Linked DNA regions of Homo sapiens: region 1 is linked to region 2. The links are chromatin contacts, found by Hi-C or POLR2A ChIA-PET in ENCODE. All regions are on one chromosome and are shown on one strand. The core of a region is the stretch at or near the end of the contact, and the rest is flanking DNA. Distances in the headings are between cores, read along the strand shown. Region 1 overlaps XXYLT1 (xyloside xylosyltransferase 1). Region 2 has its middle 6.4 kb from the start of FAM43A.

The links. A loop is a pair of places that touch in the nucleus more often than their neighbours do. ChIA-PET counts read pairs that join two places held with the same protein, here RNA polymerase II (POLR2A). Pooled maps may share reads with other maps.
Region 1: a loop to region 2 is called in a map with no recorded cell type, with 7 times the contacts of the local background. The contact joins two enhancer-like sites. A Hi-C loop is called at or near these places in 1 of 168 maps with a recorded cell type or tissue (chondrocyte), 5 of 37 single-sample maps with no recorded cell type and 9 of 50 pooled maps. POLR2A ChIA-PET finds 5 or more read pairs at or near these places in 6 of 52 experiments (AG04449, AG04450, CD8-positive, alpha-beta memory T cell and 3 more).

The regions. Positions count from the first base shown.
Region 1 is chr3:195,204,538-195,211,135 of GRCh38, forward strand. All of the region lies in intron 2 of XXYLT1 (xyloside xylosyltransferase 1), which reads right to left. Among named protein-coding and RNA genes, the nearest start is that of XXYLT1-AS2, 60 kb to the left of the region's middle. RefSeq lists enhancers at 2,161-2,688, 2,689-3,214. Within about 2 kb of position 4,759, at least 24 of the 41 ENCODE cell types and tissues checked have a DNase peak (open chromatin) inside an H3K27ac peak, as active enhancers do.
Region 2 is chr3:194,689,168-194,695,317 of GRCh38, forward strand. No RefSeq gene overlaps it. Among named protein-coding and RNA genes, the nearest start is that of FAM43A, 6.4 kb to the left of the region's middle. RefSeq lists an enhancer at 413-532. Within about 2 kb of position 1,864, at least 8 of the 41 ENCODE cell types and tissues checked have a DNase peak (open chromatin) inside an H3K27ac peak, as active enhancers do.

The DNA.
Region 1 (6,598 bases), core at 3,509-6,008, 520 kb after region 2:
GGCCAGCCAGCCAGCCAGGTCAGGGATGAATGACAAGGTGGCCCAGAAGACCAGTCCTGGCAGCCACAGTGGCCGTGCCGAAGCCTGGTCTGTGCAGGGACTGTGGTCTTCATGGGTTGCTCAGGCAACTCAAGTATCTCACTACCCACAACCCGCAATGTGCTGCAGAAGCCAAGACGAACTTCATTAACACGCTTGACCTGTGGCAACCCTCATGACCCAGCAGCCCTGCAGAATCCAGCCAGGCTAGGAAACGCAGGGGCAGACAGTGAATAAATGTCTACAGCCCTCCGCTAAGATTCTGTGACACTGTTTTCAGATACACCCACAAAAAGGAAGCACTAATAGACCCAGCTGGGGACAGTTTATAAAGCAGTTTCACATGCAAGATAATCCCAATCACGCAAGATCATCAGAGCACAAATTTTCCTCCCCAGTTGCGAAGTCAGAAAATAGAGGTGGAGGGAGAGAGGACCTCTGGTTTAGAAGGGACTTGAGAAACACTCAAACATTGCTGTTGGGATTTTGCCAAACTCTGGAAAAGTCTGCCAAACTCTGGCAAATCGCCAAACTCTGGAAAAGTCTGCCAATTTTTTATAAAATGAAACAAGTAACTACCAAAAGACCCAGCTACTGTACTTTCAGGCATTTATATCAGAGAAATAAAAATTTATGTCCATACAACAAAATGCAGCTTTATGCATACTAGCCGCAAACTGGGGACAACCAAGCTGTCCTTAAATGGATGGTTAAGCAAACTGGTATATTCGCATGATGAAATACGACTCAGCAATTAAAAAGTGAATTACTGACACGCAACAACTGGAATGAACCTCTTGAGGATTATGTTGAGAAAAAAGGCCTATCTCAAAAGGTTACATACTTTAGGATTCCATTGATACACATTCTTGAAATACAGAAATGAAGGAGGAAATTAGTGGTTGCTACGGGTCAGAGGAGGTGGGTGTGGCTGTAAAAGGCAGCACGAAGGATCTTTGTGGGGATAAACGTTCTCAGCTTGATGGTATCAAAGTCACTATCCTGGCCGGGCACGGTAGCTCATGCCTGGAATCCCAGCACTGTGGGAGGCCGAGGCGGGTGAATTACCCAAGGTCACGAGTTCAAAACCAGCCTGGGTAACATGATAAAACCCTGTCTCTACTAAAAATACAAAAATTAGCCAAATGTGGTGGCAGGCGACTGTAATATCAGCTACTCGGGAGGCTGAGGCAGGAGAATCGCTTGAACCCAGGAGGTGAAGGTTGCAGTCAGCCGAGATCGTGCCACTGCACTCCAGCCTGGGCAACACAGCAAGGCTCTGTCTCAAAACTAACAGACAACAACAACAAAAACAATATCCTGGTTGTTGTATTTGCTATAGTTTTTGCAAGATGTTACCACTGGGGGAAAGTGGGTAAAGGATCTCTGTATTGCTTCTTACAACCTCATGGTAATCTACAATTATCTTAAAATTTAAAGTTTAATTTTTTTTTTTTTTTTTTTTTGAGAGGGAGTCTCACTCTGTCACCCAGCCTGGAGTGCAGTGGCACGATCTCAGCTCACTGCAAGCTCTGCCTCCCGGGTTCACACCATTCTCCGAGTAGCTGGGACTACAGGCCCCCACCACCACGCCCAGCTAATTTTTTGTATTTTTAGTAGAGACGGGGCTTCACTGTGTTAGCCAGGATGGTGTCAATCTCCTGATCTCGTGATCCACCCGCCTCGGCCTCCCGAAGTGCTACGATTACAGGCGTGAGCCACCACGCACGGCCTAAAGTTTAATTTTGAAAGAGAGAATGGGAAAGACTCAAGAGTCAACCAAATGAAACATGTAGTCAATTCAAGAATGTGAATCCTGCATGGATACTAGATGGCAATAAGGTGATTATTTATTGTTAGTTTTGCTAAATGTAATAAAAATAGCGCATTTAATACAAATAGTACTTTCCAGCCAGTTGCGGTGGCTCACACCTGCAATCCCAGCACTTTGGGAGGTCGCGGTGGGAGGATCACTTGAGGTCAGGAGTTCAGGACCAGCCTAAGCAACATGGTGAAACCCCATCTCTACTAAAAATACAAAAATTAGCCGGGCGTGGTGGCACGTGCCTGTAATCCCAGCTACTCAGGAGGCTGAGGCAGGAGAGTCACTTGAACCTGGAAGGCAGAGGTTGCAGTGAAAGATTTGGCCATTGCACTCCAGCCTGGGTGACAGAGCAAGACTCCGTCTCAAAAAAAAAAAGTACTTTTCTGTTAGAGAGACTTATCAAAATATTTAAAAATAAAATAAGATCTGGTATTTGCTTCTGGGGGAGAAGGCGATGGGTGGGAGTCGAGATGAAAAGGGGCAGGCCATGAGTTGGTAACTACTGAAGCCGGTGATGAGTACACAGGCATTCATTATGCTCTCCTCTCTCCTTCTGTGGATATTTGAAATTTTCCATAATAAAAGGTGGAGGGGGAAAAAAAAAGGCCCACGGAGGATGTTCAGTGCCTCGCCATCAGTAAGAGAGAGAAACAAGGCTTTAACCTGGGTCTTCAGACCCTTCTACCACAGGCTGAGCCAGCCTGGAAGAGCCACGAGGGCAGGTGAGGAGCTGCCCCGGGCAGACTGTGGGATGGCTCGCGGGTCTGAGGAGCGCCTGGGGCATCGGGCCTGCAGGTCCCATGTTGTTGCTCCCTAATCAGCATATGGTGTGCAAAGCAGCCCCACACACAGTTGGTGGCACTGCAGATGGAGGCCACCAGGCCCGGGAGACTCAGCTACATCAGAGATGCCACACGTCTGGCTGGGCAGGAGGGCTCCAGGAAACAGCCAGCCCTGCCCTTCTTCAACAGAGGGTTTGGAGGTTCTCAGGCAACAGGAAAACAGTGACTTTATTCTACTCACCTTGGAAAGTGGGACCGACAGACAGGCCTTCTGTTATGTGCAAGATGTTCTACCTTGTACAAGAGGTGTACACTCTATGGAAAAAAGATAGCCTTGCTCAAATACCACATCCTCCTCAAAGCCTTCCCCAAATTCCTTAGCCAAAGGTGCCGCCTCCTTGGCACTTCACAGCTCTCTCTGTGCTGAGATCCCCTTGTATCAGTTACCTACTGCTGCATAACAAGTTAACCCAAAACTTAGCAGCTGCAAACAACAAATATTTATTTATCTTACAGATAAATAAATAAGCTGTAAGATAAATATGTTATTTATCTGAGACAATTCAGGCAAGCTTAGCCTCTGGCCCACGGGCTGCAATCAAGGTTGGCTAGGGCTCAACTATGTAAAGACTCAATTCCCCTCTCACTCGTGTGGCTGCTGGTGGGCCTCAGATCCTCCCTGGCTGCTGGCCAGAGACATCAGTTCCTCACCATGCAGGCCTCTCCACAGGGCAGCTCATATCATGGCAGCTGAATTCCTCCAGGCAAGGCTCAGAGAGAGAGACAGAAAGTGCCCAAGACAGAAGCAGCAGGCTTTTATAACACAGTCCCAGAGTGACAGGCCATCACTTTTGCCAGATTCTATTCACTAGAAGCATGTCAATAAGTCCAGCCTACATCAAGGGACAGGGACCCACCAGGGCACGACTCCTAGGAGGCAGGGATGACCGGGGGCCGTGTTAGAGGCTGCCCACCACATACCCCAACAGAGGTGGTATTTGGATGACACCTATTCCTTTCTTTTTTGTATGACAGGTGTTTGTACATTTATGTAAATGTCCAATTCCCCAACTAGAAAGTGAAGTTGTGAGGGCAAACCGCACATCTGACTCACATCTGTTCCCCTCCCCTCCTGTGCCTAGCACAGCACAGCATCCAGTCTCGGTGTCAGCTCTATATCTGAGAGTGGCAGTCAGCCCACCTGCCCACTGCCCACACGCCTGCCGAAGAGGCCCAGCTGGCTGCGTGTGGCACCACATGGTCCCACCTGCTCTGGTCCTGGCTGACTGGACCAACCACAACAAAAAAAATGAACAACGTATGACCTGCAGGCTGGCCTATGGGAAAATACCAAGAGACAACGCTCGTGACGGGAAAGTCACAACAAAGGCCATGCAAGCTTCAGTTCTGCAGGAACAGAAAAGCACATTTTTAGAAGGCAGCTGTAGAGAGGAGAAAATAAAGAAGTGTAGACAGAAACAATTATTCCATTAGAGAAAGAGAGAGAAGAAATCACCAAAAGATGGGTCCCAGAGCTACCCCTAATAAACCCTCTGTCACTGAGCTGAGCTGCATGAGTCCCACTTTCTCACGGGGGAGCGAGGTGAGGGAAAAGGAAGGGCAGACAAAGAGCGTCCAGAGTCCCCGGGAGGTCACTGGGCGAGGGCCACGACACCCAGCAGGGGGCTTGCAAGAGGAGTTTCCTTGAGGTTAGCTCCCAAATCAGCTCACAATCAGAAGCTCACTCCCATCCTAGGTGCCGTGAATTCTCCAAATTTCACAGGTCTGTGATTAAGGACTATGACAAACCTTATTATGTGATCAATGATGCTTTAAAAGAAAAAATACTGTACCTGACTCCCCCAACCCAAGACAGAAGGGAAGCCATCGCCCACCTCCCCTTACGTGGCTCACTCGCCTCTCAGGGGGAAGCTATCTCCCAGAGTGTAAGATGCCAGTGGGGTTAGGACAGGAACCGGCTCACCCTGTTAAGAAGCCAGTCCTCACTAGGGCAAGAAGCCTGTATGGAGGACAGACAGAGGAAGTGCAAAAGCCAAGGGTTAAGGCAGAGGAGACCTACGCCAGGTCCCCGGAGACAAGCCGCTCTCAAACTGTCTTGTCATCGAGTGCCACACCCGCTGGACCCCACTCACGTGGTGGAGTCACTCCGCTGCTGCGTGCTCCTGTCCACACAGGGTGGGAATCCTCCTCACCCCCTCGGCCCCATCAAGGGCTTTCAGATTTTACAGAAACGTTCCGGCTCTTGCCATCTCAGCCACATCAGGCCCGACTTAGGACCCTCTGGGACCTTTACAACCCCAGAGGTCAGTGTCAGGCAGCCCCACCGAAGCCGCACACTTGGGCCCTCCTGACAGGCAGAGCCGGTGACAGGGCTCGGGCGAGGCCTTCAAGCCAGAACGGAGAGCTCAGCAAGCCCAGGCAGTGGGACGGCAGAGTGTGGGTCTGAACCAGAGAAAAAGGCTGCAGCACAGGAGGGATGACCGGGGAGCAGCAGGAACGCTGACCAGGAAAACCCGCCAGGCAAGGGGAGGCCGGGCCCACACCCTGCAGCCCACTCTCTCTGGAGGCCCAGCTATCGCCCGGAATATTCCAAAGGCTATCCAGAAGCCAGAGTAAGGGGACAGAAAACGGAAAAGCAGGCCCGAGACTCCGTCCAAGGCGGCTGACCAGCAGGACCTGGCCATCAGCAACTACACACAGGACTTGAGTACAGAAATGAGTCTTCTCCAGCCAGGGACAGTGCACAAAGTTCGGGACAAAGAGAAGACGCTCAGCAGAGTCAGCCCCAGAGGCGGCTTGGCAAACACACCAGAGGGACACACAGGGATCTGACACCATCTGGGCAGCAGCAGCTGCAGTCCAGGCTGAGGCCCCGGCCGCCCGCACACCCTGGCCCAGAATGCCTGCTCGGCCCCTCCCCCAGCCTTCACCCCAAGCCTTCAAGGCTAACCTCTCCTCATCCTCCTCAAAGCTTCCTCTCTGTGCCCTGACAGAACTGACAGCACCTGGTGCATTCTCCGTGCAAACAACCCCCACACCCCGCTGAAGTCAGGACAGGACAGGACGCTGCTCTGCTGACCTCTCGCCTCTTGCTCCCTGTGTGACACCCACTCACTTGGGGTCCCTCCACCAACCGGAAGGTGAGCTCCCCAAGGGCAGGACTGCTGTCGTGCCCCAGTGCCCTGAACACAGTGGGCAGGAGGACGGACTCCTCATGGGTGAGGCGAGGCCCAGAAAAAAGTTGGCTGACGTCCTGGCAAGAAGTAATAAGAGCCAGCTGATGCCTTTGACCGATAGCCAAGAATTTAAAAGAAGATCTTGACAAATTAAAAGACAGAATCTAATGAAGGGGACCAAAACGGGAAATATTACTGTTCAACCAATTTGGCAACTATTTTCATTAGCTTAGAAAGAGCTTCTGGCATTAAATTAGTAGAAAATGGTCTCTACCACGTTACTATTTTTAGCATTTTATGACAAATTTGCTCAGCTGTCCCTCTTCAGAATAAGAGAACCGAAATGCCTCAAATTTGCTCCATAAGAGCTGCCAGAAAATAGTTTTCACTGAAATCACTGGACACATGTTTATACCCTTTGTTCAGTATTTGTTCAGATGTTTTCACTCAGGCAAGTTCCTGAATGTCTGTTTTTTCCTTTGCTTTCTTCCACACCAAGAACCCCTGCTCCTCCCCCCAGCTGAACGCTGACAGTCAAGGGCAGCACCCGCCACAGCAGGAATCAGAGTTCTCCAGGCTTGGGGAACCATCAAGAAATGGCTATCCCACAAATTCAAGCTCCTGGTTGTGACTAACCCTAAGGAGTGTTCAGAGTCCACTGGATTCACCAGAAGCTGCGGGATTCCACCCCCAAAGGTTCTCCAGTGGGGTTCAGAAAAAGGGCAAAGGCAGGCCGGGCATGGTAGCTCACGCCT
Region 2 (6,150 bases), core at 614-3,113:
CCATCTGGGGCCTTCCTGGACCTCCACAACTCTGGGTGCTGTGTCTGGGACCAGCCTTTTCTTGTATTATCCTGTATTTTTCAGTAATTAAGTTGTGTGATCTTTTTCTGGTCTTTTGGAGAGGCCACGGTGAGTTCCATATCGCACTCCCAGACCTGTGAGGTTATTTATGGAGGAGTGACTTCCAGATCTGCTGAGATTTTACTACCTCCTTCTGTGGGCCATGCTAATAATCAAGCGTAAGGAGACTACCTTATCTTTTCCTTTACAAACAGCTCAGGGAGCTTTAAAGATGAACTAGAAACCCAAAGAGGAGTTCTCTGAGGAGTGGGGCCATCTCTGTTTTTCCTGGGAGGAAAACCAAGGAGAGAAAAGTTGACAAGTTCCGATCCTGGTGTGAGTGAGTCACGGTGCAGGTGGGTGGGTGGCTGGGCAGGCTGCAGAGCCCATTTCCTTCCCTTCTACAACCCAGTGTGACCCAGTTGGGGGATGGCGCGAAGGTCGAGGGGGAGAGGAGCTGTTAGAGCGCGGTATGGGTGTGCATGTTTCAGCGCTTTCATGCTTTCTGTGTGTTTGTTTCTGTTGTAAACTCCAAACAGATGTCTCTAGTTTGGCTACACCCGATCAGCTGGAAGTTGTAATAAGATGCTGCCAAAACTGTGCCTTCTGCAAATTATATTTTCCTTTTGCCCCTTGAGGCCTCTCTTCCTGTGTTGCAGAAATGGATCTCACTCCTGGCCTTCCCTGGTGTCCTGAGGCCACTTTGCTTTGTTTTCATCATAAATATGTTCTGAGCAGCTAGACCCAGAAATCCTAAGGAGTCTGGAATTCACTGGAACCATAGAGGAAAGAGGGGTGAAAGATTTTCTTCCTAATTAACAGGAATGGTTCAGGCATAGAACTATCTTTAAAAAAGAAAAGCAAAGGGGGCGAGTGGAAAATATGTGTGTGTGTGTGTGTGTGTGTGTGTGTGTGTATATATATATATATTTTTTTTTTTTTTTTGAGACGGAGTTTCACTCTTGTCACCCAGGCTGGAGTGCAATGGTGCAATCTCAGCTCACCGCAACCTCCACCTCCCGGGTTCAAGCGATTCTCCTGCCTCAGCCTCCCAAGTAGCTGGGATTACAGGCATGCGCCACCACGCCGGGCTAATTTTGTATTTTTAGTAGAGATGGGGTTTCTCCATGTTGGTCAGGCTGGTTTCAAACTCCCGACCTCAGGTGATCTGCCCACCTTAGCCTACCAAAGTGCTGGCATTACAGGCGTGAGCCACTGTACCCAGCTGAGTGGAAAACATTTAAAAAAAATTCAGTCTTAAGGGCCTTAGGACGTCCAGGCCTTTGAATCTATTATATTTTGGCTTGGTTGTGCGTCCCGATCCCTCTCCCTGAATACCTCAGATACACATCATTGAATGACATTAAAAACCCCAGCTAGAGAGAGGTCAGGAAAGTCCAGTCTCAGCCCAGCCACCCATCCCAGCCCTTCCACACCAGTGTGCTCACCTGATAAGCAGACGGCTGTGTGGGCCATCACTAGCCTGCGTGACTAGATTTCACATTTGAAATTATTCCCATGCATAGCCAAGTTCCTCTGCTGTTTGAAACTGATGAAGAGATGAGACAGAGTGAAGATAATATGGCTAATACTTGGGAGACAGGGCAGGGTCTGTGTGTCTTCATTCTTATCTAGTTTAAGTGTCCTGTGAGAATGCCAATGTTGGCTTTCATCTGTGACTGACAGGCATGTGGTGGTTGGTCCAAAAGTTCAGGCAAATAGTGTTGAAACCAACACCATCAATAAATATAAAGCAGCCATCTCTTTAAAGTCTGATATTTCCTCTCATGTGATTTATAAATAGGAAGGGGGGCTTGAAGGTTGAGGAGGAGGAAGAAGAAAATAAGCAGGCTGGAAAGAGCCAGCTCCCTTCCTCCTCCGTCTGTGCCCTCCCCATCTCTCCTTCCTCCCCTCTGCTTTTTGGCATCGATCCCCACTGCACCTCAGAGCTCTGACTGATGTAATTCTAGAAGAGATGTGAAGGTGACACGTGATTCACCTCTTCTGACTTCTCAGTCTTCCAGGGATGATATCACTAGAGTAAGAAGAGATGTTTTGAATGAAAATAAAAGAAAGACCCTAAAACTACTTTGCTCCTGGAGCTCAGAGGGAAAAGAATGGAGCGACAAAAGCAAAGCTAAGTCATTAGATAAAATACACCTTCCAGAAAACACCTGAAGTCTGGTTTACTCATCAAATTTAGCTTTTCTTTCCTGCAAAGTGAGGCTCATGTTTCTCCATGACTTAACCTGATGGTACTTTAAATGCACTGAGACACTTTCCACGTTCTTTCCCAGCCTAGGTAATCCTCCGTGTTCAACAATGCAGCATCGACTGCATGAAAAACAGGGTGACTCCCGGCGGCACGCGGTCCTCCAGGGGTGGCAGCGTGAGTCTGGGAGGAGGCATTCATCGACTCCTCACAGCACAAACATCCCATGTTCACTTCTACCATTTGTCGCATATGTAAGCAGGAAGGTGGGAGGAATAAAATGGCATAAAATAAACAATAGTATTTCATACCCTCCCAACTATGACAGCTTCAGAGAACCCCCTCCACACACACGTGTGTGGACACACATGGTTTCCCTAAAGAAACACCTCTCACTGCCCCACAGTCAGCAGAACAGATTTTAACCAAATTAGAAAGGCTCTGTTATACTAAGAAAGCACAATTCCCTCCCAGGGGACAGAGCTGTTTTTGAGGGTTCTGCTTGTGAGTAGAGAGAGAACTGGTTGGAAGAATCTACCCCTGGCACCATACTGGAGATTTAAAAATCTCATTGTAGTTGCCAAGGATCACGAGAAACATAGAAATTCTATTAGGAGCAAGTTGCCGTCTTTTTAAACAGGATTTAGTAATTTAATAAGCAGAACTCTTTCCTCTGTGTGGTATGCATCAGTAGTCCCAGCATCTGCTGCTAAGTGATGCATGACAGAGCTAGAAATGTGCACGGACTGCTGGGGTAGGAGCCATGACTGACACATGGGGAACTACTCAGGGCTCCAGGCAGCCAGGAGGGTGCTAGGCCCAGGGCGCTCTGCACTCTCTGCTCCAGGCTTGTTGCACATGTCCACTGTCTTAGTCCGTTTCGTGTTGCTATAAAGAATACCTGAGGCTGGGTAATTTATTTATATTTATTGATTTATTTATTTTGAGACAGAGTTTCACTCTTGTTGCCCAGGCTAGAGTGCAATAGCATGACCTTGGCTCACCACAACCTCCATCTCCCGGGTTCAAGCGATTCTCCTGCCTCAGCCTCCCGAGTAGCTGGGAATATAGGTGCCCTCCACCTCACCCGGCTAATTTTGTGCTTTTTTTTTTTTTTAGTAGAAACAGGGTTTCACCATGTTGGTCAGGCTGGTCTTGAGCTCCTGACCTCAAGTGATCCACCCGCCTTGGCCTCCCGAAGTGCTGGGATTACAGGCATGAGCCACCATGCCTGGCAAGGCTGGGTAATTTATAAAGGAAAGAGGTTTATTTGGCTCAAGGTTCTGCAGGCTGTACAAGAAGTGTGGTGCCAGCTTCTGCTCTGGTGAGGCCTCAGGCTGCTTGCACTCATGGCGGGAGGTGAACTGGAGCAGGAATCAAATGGCAAGAGGAAGGAAGCAAGAGATAGGGAGAAGGGCAGTGCCAGGCTCTTTTGGACAACCTGCTCTCGAGTGAGAGAGAAATCACTCATTGCCTCCGTCTCCCCACAGGGAGAGCATTAACCTATTCATAAGGGATCCACCTCCATGACCCAAATACCTCCCATTAGGCCCCACCTCCAACACTGGGATCAAATTTCAAGAAGAGATTTGGGGGAACAAATATCCAAACTACAGCGGCCACACCTGGATCTGGCTTGACCAGTAGCCGGGGCCGTTTCTGTTCCTTCTGGCTCACCCCTGTTCGTAGGCCCAGTGTCCCCTAGACCAAACCCCCACTGCTTGCTCTAAAGCTCTTGTGACCCAGTTTGAGCGCCTTGACTAACCATCGTCTTGGTGGTTTGAATGGTGAGAAGATGGCCCTGGAACTTGGCACTCCTTCCTTCCTCTTTCTTGAGCTGCTCAGTGGTACCAGAAAAGGACCTTGTTTCTAACCCTCCATGGGGAGTGACATTTCTGAAGGCCTCCTCTTCTCCCCTCCTCTTCATCTCTACCCCTTCCTCCTTCTCCAGTTCACACCTCATTCCCCTATGGCACAGCTCCCCATCTGAATTTCTCCTTTCCACAAACCTAGCTGATATCTTATATTGCCTGAAAGAAAAGATAGCCCAGGCTTTAAAGGAAAAGCAAACCAAGCACAGAGGCATCAGCCAGCACCAATCCTGCAACTCCAGGGCATGCTAAGGGACCAAGACCCACGGGTCCAAACTCCTAGACTGATGCGCTTTTAATAGGCCTCCAGTTATTTTATTTTATTTTTTTGAGACAGAGTCTTTCTCTGTCACCCAGGCTAGAGTGCAGTGGTATGATCTTCACTCACTGCAGCCTCTGCCTCTGGGGTTCAAGTGATTCTCCTGCGTCAGCCTCCAAGTAGCTGGGATTAGAGGCGTACACCACCACGCCCAGCTATGTTTTTAAATTTTTAGTAGAGGCGAGGTTTCGCTATGTTGGCCAGGCTGGTCTCGAACTCCTGACCCCAAGCGACCCGCCGGCCTTGGCCTCCTAAAGTACTAGGATTACAGGCGTGAGCCACTGCACCCAGCCTAGGCCTCCAGTTTTTCTGGCATATAAATAAATTGTTCCCTTTGGGATGGCAGAAACTGGCATTTGGATTTCCCCTTACTTTCCCCCTTATTTGTACTCCCACATTTCATACATGGTAGCTGCTTGATGAGAACTATTTCTGACATTGTTCAGCAACCCCCCCCCCACCCCCTACTCCCCAGACCAAGTGTGAATGAATATGTACTAGATGCATGACGCTGGAGGTAAAGAGGCCGGGGGTCTGTCTTCCTGGGGAGAATGCTGCCGGTGGGTGGGGTGCAGCCCCCAGGGGAACTTCGTCTTCTTTTGCTCCCACCCTTGGTATCTGGTGTGGTGAGACCCCATCCTAGAAGAGTGGATCTAGTTTGTGGGTGGAGAAGCTCTTGCCATTGTATCATGGATATGAATCATTTGTGTCCTTCCTGGTTGGCTGAATTCTTCAAGGACAGGCATATGTCTTAGGCAGCTCTGATTTACCTCACTTAACATGGGGTCTGGCACCTAGTAGGTACTCAGGAAATGCAAAGGAAGGAGTAAAGGAGTGATTCCACTCCAGGAGAGAACAGGTCTAATCAAGTTCAAGGTCATTGTCCAGAAGTAGGAACCAAGGTTTCAAGGATATATGTTTGGTGAGGAGGGAAAATTGGAAATCATTCAATTCCTCACCTCTCCATGAGGTATATTTAATTCCCAAGAATTTCCTTGGAATGTCCCTGACCTTCTAGGGAGGGGTGGTTCTGGTTTGGAGAAGGATGGTTTATTTGGAATCGGCTTTGAACGGAATTGGAGTCTTATCCCTGCTCATCCCAGCCCCAAATTAACTGCCCAAACCTCCCTAAATTGTGCCAAATGAAGACTCAAACAATGTGATGGTGTGGCAGAAAGCCAGGGAGACACGGGTCCAGGCCTGGAGAGCCCTGGACTTCCTCAGTGTGTGAGTCAATCAAGTCACTTCCCCTCTCCAGCCCCAGGATCATCCCAGGTAAAGTGGGTGCCCTTGATTAGACAATAACAAGACTTTCACTATTGTGACGTAAAGAAGCCAAGGTTAAGGTCAAGAGTGTTTCTCCCTTCCCCCTTTCCCTAGTAGGACAAAACAGAAGAAGCCTCTGACTATGGGCTAGAAACTATCTCGGGCTCTGAGGACAGGGCTCGTCTTCAGGACCTACGTTCCTGGACCTTCACCAACGTCTGGTTTGGAAGTGACATTCCCTTGGCGAAGCCAGGAACCAGCTAGTAGATATCCCTTTCATTACCTCAAAACTTAGAGGCCATGGTGGGTCCTGAAACGGCAACTGGCACTGAATCCAAGGGCCAAGTTAGGGTTCAGAGAAGTGCAATCGCTTGCCTAAGATTACTCAGCAAGCTGGGACCAGAACTCAAGGCCCCTGACTC